Linked DNA regions of Mus musculus: region 2 is linked to region 1. The links are chromatin loops, found by intact Hi-C in ENCODE. Cell type or tissue: heart. All regions are shown on one strand. Each heading gives the region's core, and the rest is flanking DNA. Links, peaks and the distances in the headings are about the cores only.

Evidence for each region. A loop is a pair of places that touch in the nucleus more often than their neighbours do. Peaks named below come from ENCODE experiments on the same cell type or tissue, not always from the same donor. Only the 100,000 strongest peaks of a DNase experiment are listed, where the experiment ranks them.
Region 2: a loop joins it to region 1, with 2.2 times the contacts of the local background. A loop is called at or near these places in 2 of 42 quality-filtered maps.

The regions. Positions count from the first base shown.
Region 1 is chr4:82,353,556-82,364,346 of GRCm38, forward strand. Nfib (nuclear factor I/B) reads right to left here. Exons shown (of 12, transcript NM_001113209.2): 4 at 6,177-6,245; 5 at 1-88. Among named protein-coding and RNA genes, the nearest start is that of Nfib, 150 kb to the right of the region's middle. In heart, for the core only: no CTCF peak of the experiment used is centred there; DNase peaks (open chromatin) are centred at 5,716 and 6,876.
Region 2 is chr4:82,300,066-82,310,856 of GRCm38, forward strand. Nfib (nuclear factor I/B) reads right to left here. Exons shown (of 12, transcript NM_001113209.2): 11 at 10,238-10,326. Among named protein-coding and RNA genes, the nearest start is that of Nfib, 200 kb to the right of the region's middle. In heart, for the core only: no CTCF peak of the experiment used is centred there; a DNase peak (open chromatin) is centred at 4,416; H3K27ac peaks cover 2,961 bases.

The sequences.
Region 1 (10,791 bases), core at 2,932-7,931:
TTCACACCAGAGTTCATGTCATGATAGTATGGTTGGCTGGGAATTTCTCCGATTGGGAAGTTGACTCCAGTTCCCTGGGTTATGGGTGCTGAGGAATAATTAGTTTTAAAGAAAGATTGTAAGTGATACTCATTGTTACCTCTGTTCAAATATAAAATCCCTATTTTTTTTTTCATGGCTCAGGGCAAGAACTCTCTTTACCTTAAGATTTGATATCCCCTGAATGCTGCAGATAAGACCCAGAAACCTCGTCAAGTCTGAGCATTCCAGACACTCACTCTAGGTCCCTGGACACCACTTTCCCTGGTTACAATCACCCAGTCTTCTTCATTCACTCCCCCATATGATTGGTCACTATATATGCTACTCCCCAGTCTGTAGATGTAGGCAGGGCAGAACAAATAAATTTTCCTTATTACTTAGCACCAAATGAGTGGCTTGCACTGAACTAAATCATTGTTAACTAAATAAATATATAAGGCTTTGACAAATAAAGCTTATTATCTTATGAGAGTTTTGACATCAGCCCTAAAATGAATTTAAAAACATGATGGTTAGCAATGTCTGGTGGCATACACTTGTAATGCCAGCTCAAGGAGTTTGAGGCAGGAGAATAGAGAAGTCAAGGCCAGACTGGACTATATTTAGCAAGGCTGAGGCCAGTCTGATGTACAGAGTAAGACCACGTCTCAAACAAGACAAAATAAACAAACATAAGATCACAGTGTGTATAATTTGATTTAAGAAAATCTTGAATTGTGGCAGAGATAAGTAAAGTTTGTGAGTATGAAATAAAAGCCAAGGTGTTTTACAAATACACATGCAGGCAGGTTTTATAAAGGAATGTTCACTGCACCTTCACTCCATATGTTAGGGTCTCAGGATAAAAAGAGGCTCTCAGTCCAAACCCCCTGTTGCTTATACAGAGTGCGCCTCACTTTCCAAACAACAAAAGGAAAAGGAAAAGGAAAAAGGAAGAAGAGGAAGAAGAAGAAGAAGAAGAAGAAGAAGAAGAAGAAGAAGAAGAAGAAGAAGAAGAAGAAGAAGAAGAAGAAGAAGAAGAAGAAGAAGAAGAAAAAAGAAAAAGCTAGCACGTGTGATTATTAGGGGATAAAGCAGTGGGAGCAGAGGCAGGCCAGAAGCATGTCTTCAGCACATGTCTTCGAATCTATTTCCTCTCCAATCATTTTTTGGTAAAATGGAGTAGTTGGTAAAGATGGAACTGTTCAAAACTGTGCAAAAAGCAGGCACAGACAAATGAACCTCCTCGCTGGAAGTTTATTCTTTAAAATGCTATTGTTTGGAGACTGAAGACATAGTTCCATGGGTAAAGTCCCAGGACAGGATCTGAGTTTGGATCCCCAGCATCTATAGAAAACCAAGGCTGTTCACCTGTAATTCCCATTCTGGGAGCACTCCCTGATCAGAAAAGTTCAATAATAGACGCTACCTCAAAACACAAGGTGAAGGATGAGAGACGATCCCATGTTGGCATATGGCCTCCATATACATGTATGTATACACACATGAATATATGAATGTGTGTGTGTATAAAAGAAGGGAAGGAAAGAAGGAAGAAGGGAGGGAGGGAGAGAGAGAGGGAGGGAGGGAAGGAGGGAGGGAGGGAGGGAGGGAGGGAGGGAGGGAGGGAGGGAGGGAGGGAGGAAAGGAAGGAAGGAAGGGTCAGACAGGTAGGTGCGCAGGCTGAGAATCAGACAGGCTAGTGCCTGTGTCTATCACAAGCAGGCATTGCAATGGATACGAAATATTCTCAAATACATCTGTGTTCAATAAACAAACAGTGCAGTTTGTAGAGCAAACAAAATACTTGAACAAACTTTAAAATACACTGAAAATTTAGATAACAAAAAAAAACTTTTCCAATGAGTAACATAATCAATATATTCTAATATTAATATATATTTGCAGAAGGAAAGGACAGTAATGACATGAATGGAGACAGAGAGAGACAGAGACAGAGACAGAGAGAGACTGGCTGACTGACTATGGAAAAGCCCTATCTGGTAGTAGACTTTGAAGAAGGATCAAGGCACTGAAGGAAGACTTTTCCAAGCTGATGTGACTGTAGTAGTAAAGTCAGGACAGAAACAACATACAATGTGGAGAACTAGGCAGCTGGGGTCAAGGGGCAGAGTGTTGGGAGGCCAACTGAACCCTCAAGCCTTCAGTAGCTCTACTGAAAGTGTTCAGGAGACTTGGTGACTGATTTTAGAGCTCTTCAAGTCCACTCTTTGAGCACACAATCTACCATAGCCTCTCCTAACTGCCTTCAGCTGAATGTATAACTACAAAGGATCACTAATTTTTAAGATTTTTTTTCTCTTCCAAAACTTTTAGTAGCATTAAGGTGTATTTTCTATCAATTTGACTGGATTTAAATATCTGTTGGTCCAAGATCAACTTTAGATGTTCTTAGGAAAGTATAAATAAAAGGCACATGTTTTATTAAAGAGAACTAATCAAGGATTGTGTAGACAGAATCTCTACTAAAATACAGCATCTACACACCCAGGAAGAGCCTCAGCTCTAAAATGGGAGCCCCTGCCTTTTGTTAAGTTGTTCAGATTTTAATCGCTGTGTTTAAATTATTTGATATACTTGAACCTTCTTTATAGAGAAAATATTTTTTATCCTAAGGGTAAAGGCTATTTGAATTATTTAGACAGTTGCAGTACTGATGTATTTTGTAGCCTGAAGTATGCCAGAAGTTTAAAAAATGTAGAATTTCTTTCTTCACATTAACCACGTGCCTTACAATGTATTTGTATAATGGTGGTCTATGAGATATGAGAAGCAAGGTACGCGTTAGAGGCAGGTGGCTGACTGTCTCATAGAATGTGAACAATCTCCTACCTCTTAAAACAAAAATGCCTCTCTTTCAGAGTGGAGTTGGACTCCTGTGGAGTCCAGGTATGTGACCGGTGACAGCAATCTTTTGGTTATATCCTTACCTAATCCAGAAGATGCCAGAAGAGACAAGTTGCCTGAAGTCCCCAATATACATGTGCATTACTCTCTAATAAATATTTTCTTTGTTCTGGCCACTTCAGAAATATGAGTTATTTGACAGTGTATCGATAAAATTGACAGGAACTCTACAGGTTGTATCATTTAGATACATTTTTGTAGTGGCATTAGGATTGCACATTAGTTAGGCAAGTTTCTTTCTAATGGGTATACATTCCTTAATAGTCACTATAGTTTAATAGTAACTACAGTTTACTTAGTCAGAAGCATGCTAGGTATAGTATGCAGTAAAATGGTAATTTAAAAAAAAAAAAACGTCAGGGTCAGGTATGGTGATGGATGTCTTTCATCTAAGCACTCAGGAGGATGCAGGTGGATCCCCATAAACTCAGGGACAACTTGATCTACATATTGAGTCCAGGCCAGTCTGGGCTAGCCCATACTGAAAACTGAAAAACTTAGAATGCATTCTGGCAGTAAATGTGAAGTTATTGAAAAGGTGGTAGTAGTAGTAGTAGTAGTAGTAGTAGTAGTAGTAGTAGTAGTAGTAGTAGTAATACAAATAATAAAAATAAAAAACATGTTTAAAAACTTCAAACAACACACAGATTCCTGAGCAACACGAGAGAATATAAGAAGAGCAAGCCGTCCAGGTCTTCCTGCTTTTAATCCTCTGGAAGAGCCCAAATCAGATATAAACATGACTCTTAGCACCTCTTCTAGACAGAGCTTTAAGAAAGCCAAAAGCTACAAATCTTGGCTATGGTATGCCAATGTTTTTCTAGAAGCCATACACATTAGAACCTGGGTTTCTAAAGGTTAGAGGCCAGAAGCTGTCCTTAACCAACTTTTAAAAAGAAGATAATATCTTTCAACAGTGTGATTCCTGAAATGGAATGGCTTCATTAGCTAATGTCAGCATGGATATTAGTAGGCCACATGACAGTAAAATGCTAGAGGATAGTACCAAGGGCAGGCCATGAATCAAGAAGCCAGTACCTGTAACACACAGCATAAGACTTAACTTATGTGCTGAAGTTTGACTTCATAAACCCCTATTTCATAAACAATGTAGTTCAACTGTGTAAACAAGATTATAGTGTGAATATATTACAACACTTAGGAGAATAGAACTTTCAAGAATCTCAGAGACATCTATTTACATATGCAGGAGAAAGTAAATGTTTGCTGAATAAATTAACTAAGGAATGAATATGGATAATTAATGTACTAATTACAAATCAGGAATGTTTGTTATGACACACAGCTTAAAAACCTCTAAGAAATGACAGTATAAATTAAGAATAAATGAGTGAAACATGTTAAAATTTACCTTGTTTCTGAAATGTTATGAGAAGGTATTTTTAATTTATATTTTATGTTTGAAATTCCCATTTTTTTTTTCAAAATATCATTCTGGGCTCTTGAAGATTCCAAAGTGGCTTTCTTTTCACATACTTGGGCTAGGGCTATCTGTAATGGGGCACTACGTGAATCCTTTCTGATGGACGGCTCTACTGTTCTTATAAGAAGGGACAAAACCCATTATGGGGTTCGTAAAATGGTCTAAGAGGAGGGAATGTTTTCCTGTGCTCTATAGTTTCACAGTTCAGAATCTCTGCTAAAGAACAACTTTGAATACCTGCTTCCTTAGGGGATTTCTGGAAAATCACATGTGGCCTTGAACAATGAACTAGATCATCAGAAGGCTTGTGTGAAGTACATACATACACTAGCGCTTTTGGGATACACATATGTACCTGTCATCCCCGATGCTGCCTTCAGGTAGATGGACCCATGACACTTATATCTACACTGAATCCTGGCAGAAGAGACAAGGTATATAAGGTCTTGAGTGGCCATATATGTCATTCTCCGATAAACATGGGTTTTTGTTGGTTGGTTGGTTGATTGGTTGGTTGGTTGGCTTTTGTTTTGGTTTGGTTTTTTTTTCTGGAAAGCTCACAAATCTGAGTCACTTGAGAAACTATAGTTCAAAAGACAGTCACCTGGCAGCTTAGAGACAAGAGTTCCCAAACAGGAGGACTCTACAGCTGCTTGGCTAGTCTTAAATTCTTAGCTCACTATGTTTGGTCTTTACAGTTGGTTGTGGCCCTCATTCATAAACTCTGGAGTTGATACAAATTAAAAAAAAACAAACAAACAGATTTTGTTGTTGTTTGTTTGAGTTCTAGTTTGAGAAAGGGAATTGTTATATATCCCCAGCTGGCCAGGAATTAGCGATGTAGCCCAGCTGGCTACAAGCTTATTGCAATCCTCCTGCCTCTTGGAGTACTGAGATTACAGAAGTGTGCACATGAGGACTGGTAATAAAGACAAACAAGGACCCTCTGGACTTGCCACTGGATCATCTAAGTGACATCAGTTCTAGATACTTTCTATCGAAGCATGAAGTCAAAACACAGCCCTCAAGGTGACCTGAACAATCTAAATCAAAGACAGGATCAGGAAGAAAACAGTCACCTCCTTTTCTGTCACCAGGGCATTAATACTGGCACCTTGGATGTGTCTGCTCACACTGGCATAAACCAAGAGCTGGTAATCAACAGGGCTTCCCCTTGGCTTAGGTAGTCAGTCAGGTGAGTTTACCCTAGAGAAACCCAATCAAGCTGACCAAGAATGGCACTCAGGTGAGGTGGCTGCTGTAAACAACTGGACATTGTTTGGACTAACAATGCTTTCTATCTATATCGGAGTACAATCTGCAAAGTTAATTTCTGCATCCCTTTACACACTGCATGTGAGTGTGTATTCCTGTACACTTCCAACCCCCACCAAAGCGCCATAACTGAAAAAGCACTTATCTACAGGAAACGTATGTGGGTTATCATAACAACACAGGGTACATTTAATTAATCACACTTCCTTTGATATAAATGCCCATCTATGGTCACAGAGAACTCAAGTGAAGGGATACCAATATGATGACCAATGAGAACAGCCTAAACATGAGCGTTACAGAACACAAGGCTAAATGGAAATGTTTACAAAATCAGGTAATACCTTCGGTTATTTTATTAGAAAATTTAAGATTTTTTTTTCTGAATCATGAATTTTAAAATTCAGATACTTTTAAGTAGTCAGTTTTCACACCATATTTAAGATTTAAAATGTGCAAGATTTTAATGATTCTGTGTACCTGTGTAGAGAGAAAAGTGTTTACTTACTTCTGGATACTCTCACAAGCTCTGATACATTGAAGACTCCGGATTTTACAAAGCTGTCCTCGAGGTACCCTGAAAACAAGCATCAAAGGAAAAGGGTCAGAACACGCAGAGGGTAAAGGTACCAATTAAGTTCTAGAGTTTGTTCTTTAGACTAGAACAACCGCCGGGAATGCTTATTCTGAAGACACGTAAGAGTGGAACCCAAGTACAAGCTTAATCTGTTTTCAAAAATAGGAAATATAAATAACACAGAAAACCCATGGAATTTCCCATTCCTTTTCTAAATCTGTAATTGGTAGGATCCTGTTTGCCATGGAAGACAGGGAGAAGGAAGGCTGGGACACGCTCTGAATGCATCTCATTCTACAACACCTGGAAAGCCAGTCGACCTATTAAAAATGGGGGAGGGGGGAAGGAGCTAGAAAGAAAAGGAAAACCACAACCACATCACAATTAGCACCGCCTTGGAAAAGCTTCAAAGATCTCTCAAAAGCACTATTCTTTCACAAATCCTTCCCTGATTAAAGAACAGTGAGCTGCTGCTACCAGAATTTCCAGCCTTGTTCCAGGGCCATTCAACCAAGGATCAAAACTTGACAAAGAGTGGAGCAGAGACTGAAGGAAAGGCCATCCGTAGACTGCCCGACCTGGGGATCCATCCCACATGCAGACACCAAACCCAGACACTTGCTGATGCCAAGAAGTGCTTGCTGACAGGAGCCTGATACAGCTGTCTCCTGGGAGGCTCTGCCAGATCCTGACCAACACAGATGCTCACAGCCAACCATCCAACTGAGGACAGGGACCACAATGGAGGAGTTAGGAGAAGGACTGAAGGAGCTGAAGGGGCCTTTTCTGACATCAATGGGAGGGGAGGCACTTGGTCTTGTGAAGGCTTGATGCCCCAGTGTAGAGGAATGCTAGGGCAGTGAGGCAGAAGTGGGTGGGAGGGTGGGGAAGCACCCTCATAGAAGCAGGGTAAGGGGGGATGGGATAGGGGGTTTGCAGAGGGGAAACTGGGAAAGGGGATAACATTTGAAATGTAAACAAATAAAATATCCAATTTAACAAAATAAATAAGGTACCATTCATAAAAATAAGATTATGTAAACAAAAATAACAAAACAAAACAAAAAACCCTTGGGACACAGTGAATCCTTCCTTGCACCAAGCTGAATCTCTGAACCTTAAATTTTCTTTGGCAATTTTCAACACTTTCCTTACTCATGCTACTACTGGATTCCACTCATCGTTTTTTTCCCCCTAAAACTAGATGTTGCAAATGCAGTGAAGCACACAGCGAGCATAGGCTCGGTCCAGGACCCCGGGGAAACCCTAGCTTGCTTGGTAGGTCATTGCATGGTGTCCAGAAGTTTTACAATTCTTTTTCCTATCAAGAGTACATGATGAGAGTTGGAAGATCGTGAATAGCTTAAACTACCACAAAGATAACATAGAAGTCTGAAAAGTTCATAACAGAAGTATTTCTAGAACAGAATACCCCAGCGTCTGAGACTCTGTCACTAGATTGCATTTCACACACAGCTTCATAACTGACCAAGAATCAGATTCAGTACAGGGAGGTGACACATGTGTGGAGAGTCACAGGGAACCATCAAGTGAAAGATCTGGGAGGCAAACCCTGGCCTGAGTTTGCCAGCTAAGAGATGGTGGCCATGTGAGTAGACCTTACTTTGTTTCAGGTTTCTTGTCTATAAATGAGAGAATAAAAAAAAGAAGGAGAGAGGAAGAAAGAGAGAGAGAGAGAAAGAAAGAAAGAAAGAAAGAAAGAAAGAAAGAAAGAAAGAAAGAAAGAAAGAAAGAAAGGAAGGAAGGAAGGAAGGAAGGAAGGAAGAAGAAAATCACCCACCTCCTAGTGTTACTATCAATACAAAGAAAGAAACAGCAGTAACCGGGGTAGCACAGGGTAATAAACCACTACCCCAGTGCACAGGAGGAAGAGGCAGAAGATTCTTCAAGTTGTGACAAAGTGAGATCCTGTCCCAAAACAATGATAAACAGTGGTCAGATGTGAGCGAAACAGTGGCAGCTTCCAGCAGAGCCACACCCTGAGCACTGAGCCGTGCATACTAAACGCTAAACAGCCTCTTATGAGTTATAACGTTTTGCTTAGAAAACTCAGCCACCCAGAGTGCCTAAGAATTGATTGCTGCACAGGCATCAGGGATGTGAAGAGCCAAGCATGTGGGAGCGTGGCTTCACACGCAACCTGTTTAGCCTTTTAGAAAAGCCAAAAGAGCAAAAAGGAGGTACAATGTCTCATTTGATGAGAAAGTCTGAGTCTCAAATTTAGTAGCTACTCTGGAAAAATTTATATATATATAAAACAAAATGTCCCTAACTGATATACTTCTATTTTAAGAAACTGAGCAATGAATTCCTCACTATGTTCAATTTGTTTCAGTTGTTTCAGAGATGACTGAGAAACCAACCAGAACTCTAAAAGGTGTTAGACGTCATAAATGCAAAAAAAAAAAAAAAAAAAAAGGAAAAAAGAAGGGGGTAGCATTGATACCATTCTCCTGGATGGGAACAAGAGGTTTTAATGCTCCAGGCCACTGCAGATTGTGTAGTTTGGTTGACCAGCTTATTAAAGATGACTTTGAACGCATTTAATATGTCAAGCAGAAGGGCACCGGTTATTTAACATCTCTGCAGCCAATCACTGTCCTACTCTCTAGCTCATCCTGTTACGTGCTGCTTTCAACTCTACATGTCCTGCTGAATGATAACACACCCTGACATTCTCTGCCCTACCCCCATCCTCTGCTTCCTCTGACCCTGGCTGGCAAACATAATGCAGATCCTCTCTGCTCACATCACACCTACTTAGTCCTGATTTTACACATTACACATTCAGATTTTCCAAGATATTTGTTTTCAAGTATTAAATTCTTTGTTGGATTATCAGTTCCTTTATTTAGGGGAGTGACAAGGTTTTGTTTTTCAGCATATCTCCCTGGGCAACTGACTCATTGCCCTATATATAGAGTAACTACTAAACGAACCCAGGACAGTATTTTAAAATTCAGCTTTTAAAACCAAGGTCTTAAATTAACAGCTTAGTGATCTTATAACAAGATAGCTATAGTTGGCACAAAATCGATGGGTACCTCTGCTGGCTCCATCCCTCCCATGAACTTGTTTGTTGAGGGGTTTGTTGTAGGCATGTCTGTCTATTCTGCAGCACATGGGTCCCAACATAGCTATGAATCTGGCCCAATCCATTTGCAGATGACATGTGAGTGTAAAAAGGCTGGACTTTTGGGAAAAAGGAAACTAACACTTAAGGTCAGATTATAGTTCTGGCTCTGTTGTATTTCTTAATGTGTAACCTTCGGCATATAGTTCAATCAATAACCAAAGGATTCAAACAAGAACATAAAAATGCTTGCAAAAATAGATGTGTGAAAGAGGGCCACTTAAATGGCTAAGTAGATAAAGTCACCTGTCACCAAGCCTGACAACCTGAATCTCATCCAGCACGTGTGTGCGCACACGCGCACGCGCACACACACACACACACACAAACTAATAAATGAATAAGAGAATAAGTGTTGAACATTTCAGCATATTTACATGAGTTATATCATGTGATACACATCTCAGAATGTAGTAGGTCTGACCCTAAGTTGAACTTTTCATTGTAACTATGAGTAGTTATGGCTCTACATGTTCCTAAGTCACACAGATTAAGACAGGTGGTATGGGGACAGCCTGAGCCTAATCACAAGGGAGGAATGAACCACCTCCAGGCAGATTTTTTGCAGCAAGCTAGGCAGTCAAACAGGAGATGATGGGGATTCCTCGGTGGTGAGAACTTGAAATCTACAAGTAAAAATGAAAGCTTTTTTTTCCTCTACCAAACTATGAAAAATAATGGAAATATATCAGAACCCAGATGATAAAATGCAACCCCTTAGCATCCACTGAGCTCTGTTGCTGCATAGCACATCAAGAGATCTGATGAAGGGAACACTGGCAAGCAGCCGTAATAATGCCTACTGTCCCTAAGCCCAAAGGCTGGTGGTGGGTGGGAAGCAGGCAACGGTGGTGGCATTTCATGTGTCTTTATACACAGCACAACCTTTTCGATGAACAAGAGTCATCTAAGTCAGACACCGAGAGGAAGAAACAGCCCAGCGCTTGGGTAACTAAGTGCCTGCCCCAGCAGTCAGAAGACAAATACTTGGGCAAGTAACTGGGAAGGATCTTTCTCTCAGTGGGCCTAGAACCCTGCAATAATATAGAGTCAGAGAATCAGCAAAACGCCAGGGTACTGCTGAGGCCATAAAACCTATGGTAGCCTCCAGGCTACGGAGACTTAGAGAAACACAGTCTCACACGGAACGTGGTCTATTGTAAATCTCAACAGCTCATGCAAAGGCCAGATATCTTCAAGTAATTTGGAGAGATTCCCGAGTAAATTCCCTTCATGGACCAAAGGAAATGTGCCCATCTTTGAGGCAGAGCAGCTGCTTAATGGTTATAGAGCAATATTACACAACAGCATAAGCCAGGAAGAAAGAACAACTCCGCATTTGTGTGATGCTGTGTTTACATACATCTATGCTCTTTAAGAAAAAAAGAATTG
Region 2 (10,791 bases), core at 2,466-7,465, 54 kb before region 1:
CATAACTGCTAAAAACAAAAGTAGTAAGAAAAGGATACATCTATGAAAAATCAGGATTAAAAGTTCAAAAGATTTTGGCAGCATCAGAAACCAAAACACAGCTTATCCTGATGGCATTTGTTATGAGATATTACATGCAAAACACACAAGAGCTAAATCAAAATTCCAGAAACAAAACGTTGGATATCTTGGAAAACATATTCCCTTTACTAAGATCAACTGTGTAGAATGACTCTCCCCAACAGGGAGGATACAGAAGCCAATTCCTTTGACTTAGGATATATGGCTTAGGATGTCAGGGAGGTTGACATCCCTGATTCATTTTACATTGTGGTCTCACCTTTGTTGAAGTAACTTATCGAATTACTTACAGAAGAGTTTCAGAGTAACGGGGAAGACACTGAACTAGAAACGATACAGCTCTATGATGATTCAATTCACAGAATTAGCACAAAGGGAGAAGACACTGTAGATCACAACCATGCTGGTGAACATAAGATTCCATCTTTGGTGTTTTATCTATGAACTCCTGAAATGGCCATCAGTATCCCCTCTCATGTGGAAAGAAAGGCCAATCTCTCTCATGTAGCCCCGGATACTAATTATTTTGTCTGTGTCTCGTGGGCATTTCACTATGCAACATTGCTTTCTGACAAAGTCACATGTCAGTCCAACCTTGGAAAGGACTTTTGGGACAGAACTTTCTTAAGGTATTTGCTTCAGGAGACAATGAATTCGCCATAATGCCACACAAACTATATCATAACCTAGATAATGTTGACATGGGGACTTGTGCACTGAGTGGATTGTCAGAGGCAACAGACCTCAAAGTCTCTAGATCTGTCTTCTTGGGAAGCAAAAAGAAGTTCCCCCGTAACACTGCAGTGAGCACTATGAGGGAAAGTGATTTGAAACTCTCAAGAAACTTGCGATGTACTTAGTAATACAGCACAAGGGTTTGGTAGATTTATACATAGTCCAACCATGCCTTTAAAACTCACTCTATGTCTACTTCTTAATCTGGATAAACCCAAGTTGTTCCACTAACAGAGTGAATAGATTCTTTATCTCTCAAAGAAAGAGAACAAAACAGCAGTGAGTGCCGAAACAACATCTGTTGGTCATTACAAAAATAAATAAATAAATTCATCCTGTGACAGTGGCTTCAAGGCCAAAAGTGATTGGTTCTTTGGCTTTTAACACAATTACCTACCAGAACCACAGGGTGTCAAGTAAACATAGATGAAGTCATTAAGTTGAGGCAGGAACCAAAGTAACACACTTCACCTATTAGTCTTAGGTCATTAAAACAGTGAGAGGTATTGGAAGAATGGCTCAATCCACGTAACTACTAATCAGTGCTCATTTCAGAATGAATTAAGCATTCCAATATTAGGTCATAGAATGTCAGCATTCTAATTATACTAATACTGTCCAGGGGAATCACACTATTGGCCATTTAGACTGATGGACTGATTTTCCTTCAAGGATTATAGGAACTCTTTTAAGAAACCTGAGCAATACTAAGTAATAGAGAACAAAGATTTGTTAGGTTTATACAAAGTCTGTTGTATAATTAAAGTAGCCATATTGTTAACAGATAGTGGTGGGAGCCTGAAGACCACAGAAAATGGTAATTTAGAAAAATTTGCTTTCAATTACTTTGCACCAGTTTCAGGTGTTACCTGTTATTCTTTTGGCCAAAGGACATTTTTGATAAATTACTAACATGCTGGTTTTAATATCTTTTCCAAAAACATGCAGGAAGGAATTTTCTCTGCTAAAGCAAAAAAAAAAAGTCTGAAAGAATTGGCTCAGGTATGTTAGTTAAGTCTAGATATACTATCTTGCATCTTAACTAGCTGCTTGCTTTCTTGTGAAAAACAACTCATTCACATCAGTGGACAGAATAAATGAGCATGCTTCAGGTTGAATCTATTAATATATTAGAACAAAGAAGACGGCATCCGATCAATAGCACTTACACAGCATGAGTGATTTGCTATACATGGTCTATGTGATTGACCTACCTTAAGGTTTTTCATCCTAACAACCAACATTCATGCTTAGTTTATGGATGAGGAAATTGAAGCCTGAAGTCTTGCCCAACTGTACACTGTATTAGGTAGCAGAAGCCCAGGTCTTAGCCACAGGATTGGAGCCCTGGAATCTGCATTCTTACCCATACTCTTTACTTCAACTCTCTGTGAAAAACATTTCAATTTCCTGTTCCTATATTTGTACTGCAGGTGAATTATAAATGATATCCAATGGCTTATGGCTGACACTTAGATGCATGAGATCTCCTGAACAAGAATAATTCCACATTAGTAACTGTAATTGATTTATCCAATGTTAGTTGCTTTCCAACTGAAAATAATATGTGCCTTTGTTTTGTGTGTGTGCAGATGTGGATGTATGACAGTAATTTGCTTTTGAGCCCCCTTTTACAAGGGGCCAGAGTGAAAGTGAATTATACTACATGCTTTATAGAGGTCCTGGATTTCTTTGATTTATTTTTCCCATTTTTAATGATCATTATCGCCATATGAATGATCCTATTTGCATGCAAGATGATTTCTAATGATTATAACTATTTGTAATAGTCTGCATCAGAAAGCCCCCTCGCTAGCTCTTACCTGCTCTGCAAAGGGCCCCAGTGGGCTCTCTGGGAAACACCAAATATCATAAACTGCAGGTGGCTCATAGAATGAATCTAACTGCAAGCAATAGCACTTCATAGTAATGAAAGAGAAGTGTATTTATTTCTTAACTAAGTAGGTAAATAGCCTTCTTTATTGTTAATCCTTGGGGAGCCACACTTTTGAAAATAACATCAAATGGGAGGCTGTCAAACCTCATTGGTTTATAGTCAATTGTTTCAGACGGCTTTGCTTCTGGGGGACGCTGGATCAAGGGTTCATTGTAGCACGCATTAGTGAAAGTATTTTCCAAATTTAAAAAAAAAAGGGGGTATCATATACCAGTGAAGTACTGCATCTGCAAAAGACGACACGCAATAGTGACTTCACATGGGGACAGCGCAGCTGTCTAGGGAACCAGATCATTGCTACCCTTTGCTTTTACTATAGAGGCTTCCTTCCACACATGATGTTAGAAGGCCCTTCAACAAGGGAACCCAGGCACTTCAAAAGTCACAAAAACTTACTTGCTTACAACAGTCAAATGTAAATAAGATTTAAAGGGCAATCCTTCCCCTCAATCAGGAAATTAAGCATATTTTTTAAAGATTTGATTTTGCTCATATTTTAGAGCTAAAAAACCTATGATAGAAAATTATGAAGTTGTTAACTACAAATCAATTACAAGACACCCGTGCATGCATACACACACACACACACACACACACACACACACACAGACACACACACTTATGAAGCTACCGGATGTTATTGCCAATTAAAATATAAAAACATACAGGCCAACTGTAGTCATTTACTCCTCCCAGACCATGCCACAGGGAAGCCCACATGTTGATTTCCAGCCTTTCTCTAGTCTGTATTCCTCTCCACCCCTGGGCTTCTTTTCAATGCTATTGTTACAAGGGTTACTGCTCCTCTTATTTGCATAAGTGATTCTTCAACTACAGACATTTCCCTACCAAAAAAAAAAAAACTCCGGTTCTCCAAAATAGTGCTTTTCACAGAAAGGCTCCCCAAAGGCATACTAAATGAAAGAGAAATGTGAGTTTGTATAAAAGCCAGGAGACTCTTTCACAAATGATTTTTCTTAAAAGCAAATACTAGTATTATTTTTACAGTTTTGCTTCTAAAGAAGAGGACTTGTTTATACCAGATTTCTGAAGAGTAAGATGTCAAGGAGTTAACAATTATATTTATGACATTGGCCCTTTCACTGTGTTCACATATGCAGAGAGCTCCCAGAACGAAGAAAATAGGAGAGGAAACTCTATTTCTACACTTTCTGATATGCAACATAAATATTATTATTCCCCATGTGGAAATTCAACAGGCTTTTGTCTTTACTGCTGTAGCATTTCCTATAAAAATACATTCATTTCTAGGCTCTATTATTTAAATATGACCTGATTCACAGTACACCTAGTTCCAGCTCCTTGATCACAACAATGAAGTGATGGTGTGTGGGCCGCAATGGAGCTGACTTCCTCAGCAGAGAGTGTGCGTGTTTACACGGTGCTTTGCATAAACCATCTTCAAACAAGGTCAGCATTTAGCACACTTCCTTTAGCTGCAAAAGGGTTAACCAGTAAGGTTTGCATTTTGAGAATGTTCTGAATCCTGCTCCTCCCTCTCTGGCTCTGCTGCCAAAAACCATCTGACAGGAAACGGAAGATTAAGTTTGTCCTACCTAGGCGAACAAAGAGTGCTCTGAACGAGCTCCCACTTCACTGCAGAGCGGGAACTTTTCTAATCCCGCTGGAATCTGCAGCGCTGCTCTGAAAGTACCATGGAGAAAGTTGTTCTCTTTCCTCTAACATCTTGTCCCTGGATCATCTCGCTTTGGCCACACTGTCCATCCAAAAGGGTTGACGGGAAAGCTCCAGACATAATCATGTGGAAAATGGACATTATTGATTCCTATGGCCCATTGTTCCCCCATGCTAAGTCCCTGAAGTTCAAGTTCAATCTGGAATTACATCATGTCTGGTTTCTCCTGGTTACCAGACGGCTTGAGACGTGACCACAGCTACAGAAAAAACAAACAGCCTTCTTCACGCTTCGGCTCCCCTATCGATTCAAACGTAAACTTTTTTTCTTTCTCTCAAGTATGCTTCAAGTATGGAGCATGGTTAATTTAGAGATTAAGTTCCAAATTAGATTATCTAATGGCATCTTAATGGATTGCTGACCCATTTCCTGTGGGATGGCAGCATGCAAGTCTGGCTGGAATACAATTAATTTCTTAGGAAGTGTTCTGAAGAGTTTGTCTAGATAAAAAGGAAACGGCCAGTTGGACAAATCTCTCTTTATAAATGGAGAAAGGTAGGCGAAAATGATGTCTCAACACTGCTTCCAATAGCCAGATCAGAGACAGAGACACTGTGTGTGTGTGTGTGTGTGTGTGTGTGTGTGTGTGTGTGTGTGTGTGTGAGCGAGTGAGTGAAAACCATTTCGGATAATCTGAATAAAATACTACCGCCTTCAGTTTTGCTCTCCCAACAGGTGCAAATGATGCTGATGAGGACAGAAAGTCACTGCTTTCACGAGACTATTCAAAGCAAAGGATGACAACAGCAGCTGCCCTGGTACCAAACCCTGCTCAGATGCAACCTTAGATTTCATAATTCTCAGCCTTGAACCAAGGACTCACCTATGCCACCTAGCTTGTCAGCATTTCTATTAGTCCTGGAGTGGTGCTAGGGCCCCAGGATGCTGTATAAAAATGTGAACACTTTAGAGCCAACAGCTGAAAAGAAGATTCAGAGATGGGAATCCAGCTTCCCCTCCTCCCCCCAGCCCCCCAAACACACACACACACACCACCACCACCATCCCAAGGAACTTCAGAAACAACCCAGCTGCCCCGGACTGCAGTTTTGTGTCAAGATAAGAAATCCTGAGCAGGAAATGCTAACCTAGGAGACATGCCAGGATAGTCTAAATAATGCTGAAGTAAACAGTAGCTTAATTCTATAGGAACAGGACTGTCCACATACATGCATCGCATGTGACACTTACCTGTCTACATAAACGTACACGTGTGAATGCAGTTTGCAACCTACTGAAAATTATCTTTAAGTTTTTGGTTTTTAGTCTTTCGATAGAGAACATACATTTTATAAAGAAAAGCAGTGTTTCACAATAACTACTGAGCATGCCATGCACACGGCTGCCCCTTTGCTTTGCCCTCCCCCTGACCAGCCAGATCCAAATAACCTTTACTGGCTGCTAAACTTCTCTTGGGAAATCAAGCAACTCTCTGGAATTGCAGTAATAAACGACAATTTCTTACAAAAACACGTGTAAAGTAATGGCAGGATGAAGCATTCAACTCAAAGAGAGGAACTGGGAACACATGGAACATGGAAAACCACTGATAAAAGTCTCTTTGGTGCCATTCAATTATGGCATCATAAGCAGGAAAAAAAAAATCCTCCCAATTATTTCAGTCAAATCTTCATTTCTTCATTATTTCAGGGGCTGAGCAAATGGTTCGTGTAAACATATCCTTCTGTAACACACTCGTGTTTATTTTAGCCATCTGAAGGCTTCTTCTGTTTATATAAGCCATCAAACACATACAACTACTCACTTGTGGCTTTGCGTTTTCTTAAAGGGGTGGAAGGGCGAGAAGGGAAGAGGAAACGGTCAATCCAGCGTCTCTTTTGCATAAATCACCCATCCAGTGTTTCAAAATAACTTATATTTTTATTATTCTCAGATTGTCCTCCAGCGTTCTTTTTGCATTCGATTACACTGTCCCTTCGTATCTGAGAGTGCCAGAGTCAGGCTAGGGTCTAAAGAGAGCAAGTAACTGTTCTGTGTTCACACCCACACAACTCACGTGTGCAAAAACAACAGAACTTGTGCATGGATGGAAGAGGAAAAGAACAGTTGCAGTGCCTTGCCATCACCTATAGTCCTCCTAGAAGGTGAATCCACCGACAGACAAGGAAGCGAGACCTTCAGCATTTTATTCTGCATCAACCCTACCAAGGAAGCATTTGCTTAGGCGGGAAATGTCACTCTCTCTAGATTTCAGTAAGCCCTTACTTAGCTTTGTGATTGTATATGCCTGCAACACACACAAAGCGGGAGGGGGAGGGAGACTGATTCACACATGCTAAGTTCGAAGCAAGAAAACCCCTGAAGATTGTAACCTAGAAGGTCAGTGGAAGCTTGACCCAAGAGTCAGCTTTGGTGCCGGAGGGGGTTTCTGAGCTGGGGTTGGATGTGGCAGGCAGATAGCTCTCTAGCTCACACAGGATGCACACAGTTCCTGTCATTTCAACCCTCCAAAGAAGCTGCATTTGATAGGGAAGCATGTCGAGGGGGCAAGTGGTCCAGGCAAGAAAGAAAGCAGAGAGGACAAACCAGGTGGCAGCACGCACAATTCCAACAAAAGAAAGCAAATCCAAATGCCTGCTTTGCTCTGGCCTTCCTATGGACAGCAGTGCTCTCAGCCTTCCTAAGGCTGTGACCCCTCTTATACAGTTCCTCATGTTATGTTGCCCCTACCCATAATATTACTTTCACTGCTACTTCATAACTGTAACTTTGCTACTGTAGTGAATTGTAATGTAAATATCTGATATACAGGATATCTGATATGCAACTCCCAAAGGGGTCACAACCCATATAGGTTGTGATCTCCAGTCTCCATGATTACCTTTATGCATAAACATTTGTGCACGTGTGTGTGTGAGTGTGTGTGTGTATAAAACAACAAAAATCAAAGAAAAAGAGGCTATCAATGAGAGTAGAGGACCATGGGGGACTGGAGAGTGGGTAGCTGGGAGAGGCTGGAGGGAAAGAAGGAAAAAGGAAAGTGATCTAGTTCTATTTTAAGTCAAAATATAATCATCAACAACAACAACCATGAGAAAAACAACGAGGAGTTACCACAACAAGCATGAACTATGGCCTGTTCTTTATCTACCATATTAAAGCTCAGTCATTCATGCCTCTGGCTGAAAAATCCGCTCTTTCCCTAATATTGTCCTACTACTAAGATGACTCTACACCTTCGGTTGTCCCAGTCTCTCTTGAAAGTGACAGTGGTACAGGCAGTTAGGATTTGTCTTCTCAGTATTCTATCTAGAAATGAAAATCCATCAAGTTTTAAAAACAACTTCAGGGCACCATTTATAAATCATGTGTAGGCCAACTTGTCCCAAACTCGAGACTCGCCTGCCTCAGCCTCCTCCATGCTGGGACTAAAAGCAAGCTCCACCACATCCTGCAGTCATGTCTGTCTTTGAGAATGGTAGCAAAGCAAAGCAGATTGCTGTCTCATCTGTCCACACTTATTTTGAACTGTGATGTACAGACTCAAAATTGCTGTGAGTGTGACCAAGACAGTACTTAGGACAGCCCCAACCCTGCCCCTGACTCAGTGAGTCCCTGCAGAATGTATAGATACACCTGAAACGCCAACTATGTCCCTTCTTGAAGCGTGGCAAGAAGAGCAGATGCAACCCAGAGAGAACTCCCAGTCTTTGCTGGTCAGTCAGGCCATCTCACATGGTTATCCACTAATTCAATGGAAGATTAGTATCCTCAGAGAAGGAGAATAAATGAAATCAATAAATTCTGGTAGTCCTCCTCCTCGCTGATTCATTATGATCTGAAGCTGCTTGCCCACATCAACTTTCTTGATGAGAATGGGAGCTTCAAGATGAACAGTGCTTCTGCAAGGGCTGTCAGTGACTGTGGTCACTCTTTCCCGTGTGTGGGTTATCTTTTCTTTTGGGGTACACCAAGTTCTGATTCCAGAACTACTCACCCCAAATCACCAAAGTTTCACATCACTTTGGTTTCAATGCACTTCAAAGACACTATCCTATTCTAGATTAACTGAAGACCTGTCAGTAATCTACCTATTACAAAGTTCTGACAGCCAGAATAGCATTTAGAAACATGAGTATCTTCCATTTAATTTGTTGTCCTTGTGAACCTGGGCCATTCTGCTGATAGACAAAGCATGAAGTATAGGACTGTTACTTAATAAACTAATGTAAACATTGTGTTATCAAATCTAATTAAATTAACTTTAAATAGCTTACTAATTCAGACTCAAGCCACTTTCATTCATTTTAATTAAGTATCATTAATTATTGAGACTATTTATATAAGATACTTCTCAAGTTTATCTTCCATTTGTAAGTATATACTATATAGGGTTTTTTTTCTGTACTAATATATATTTCTTGGGGAAGAACAATTGATTTATTTAAAAGATGATATTACTACCAACATAGAAATGGGGAAAGGAAAGTCATATTTGAATAACTTAAGTGTTAAATTAATTAAGTGTTAATGTTAAATTAACTAATGAGTGTAGGGCTGGAGATGGCTGAGCAGTTAAAAGTACGTGTTGCTCTTGTTGGGGACTGTGGTTCAATTCCCAGCACCCACCTAATGGCTCACAACCATCCTTAACTCTAGTTCCAAAGAATCAAATGCCCTCTTCTGACCTCTGCAAGCACCAAGCATACATGTGGTGTTCAGATACACAGGCAGGCAAAACGCTCATATATAAAAAGAATAAATATAACTTTTTAATTAAAACAAACAAACAAAACCAAAATCCAGATAGGCTTTTAGGCTTTATCTGAGTAAATGAATACATCAGACTCCATGAGCCCACAGCAGGTTCCATCACCCACTATGGAATCAAGCATCTCTCTCCTAACTAACATCTCAGCCGCTGGTTTCACACAAACACTAAAAACAGAGGATCACCATCAGGGTGAGGACCACAACTATGTTGGCTCTGTTGTCAGGAAACTCAAGGATTACCTTACGACCTATGTTCATCTCGGTGCTTTAATATACATTATACCATAAACTATTTATTTGACACAAGCTGCTCCAAAAAGATTGACAACTACCTTACGAGTATTTCTTCAAACCAAAGCATATGATGATATCAAAACTATTTTCAAATAATTTTCTTAGCCAATTTAATAAAGTCAATTACATCAGTACGCAAACAGGAATGAAAACTATTTAAATTTCCTTCTTTTACTACACTGTTGAATAATCTTTCCATTCCAAACTTCACTGGCACTGTGAATGATGGCTAAATTGACTGACTTGAAATTTCTCTTCTAGTCTTTCCCCCACTGAACGATGAATAACTGATGTAAGAAGGACCTAGAGTTAGCAGGAGAGGAAAGATTTGAAATGAGAAAATGCATATAATATAGAAAACCACTGTTTTATCCTCAGGTATCAGAAAAAATCTCCCCCAAATCTATGACTTCATTTCTAGGCCCTTAAATCTAAATATCAAATTCCACTCCTCCTACTCCCACCAAAAAATGTTATAAATTGTCCCAAACGTTTGACAGTATTGAGAAATTCCAATGATCGTTAAAATATGCATAGTCCCCAGATTCATTTGATGCTGCATTTAAATAGGAATTAGACAGAGGGTTAGGGAAATAGGGAGGGTAAAGCCAAACAACTAAACTTTTAACATATTTTCTGCACAACTAATTAAAAACAAACACTCTAGGCCATGTAATTTTTAAGTGTAAGTGTAGGGTTGGAAATAATTAAAATGTTACCTTTGCCAAGTAATTCCCAATGTATCCTCACTGGTACTGGGGTATAAATGCCTGCCGTTTTGATTCATGGTCCAGTCACAAATCCTCAGCTGTCAATTGAAACCTAGCAGTCAGATATGATGGAGCAGTACTACAGTTTTTAGTATTTAAATGAACACATGCAAACTAGTACTGAACATGGCATTACTCTTACTTTCCCAAGAGGGAACTTAAAGAAAACAAACAGAATTAAAAAAACAAAACAAACAAAAAAACAAACAAAACAAAACAAAAAATATTACTCTATAAAGCAAAACTTCCAGACTTTTCCTTAGGGAAAAAAAAAGTTATTGCAATATGCTTCTCTATTAATTAAAGCATACAGAGAAACAAGTGCTTAGAACATAACAATTAGCCAGTATTAGAATATAAATTGAGCTGAAATAAAAGAAAACATTAATAATGTTCAATAGAGAGATTATTTTAGAAAGGAAATAAAAATGTGCTTTTTTTTTTCTATGCAACATACCAAATCATCTGTGCAGAGTGAAATAATCAATATCTGTAAAGCATGC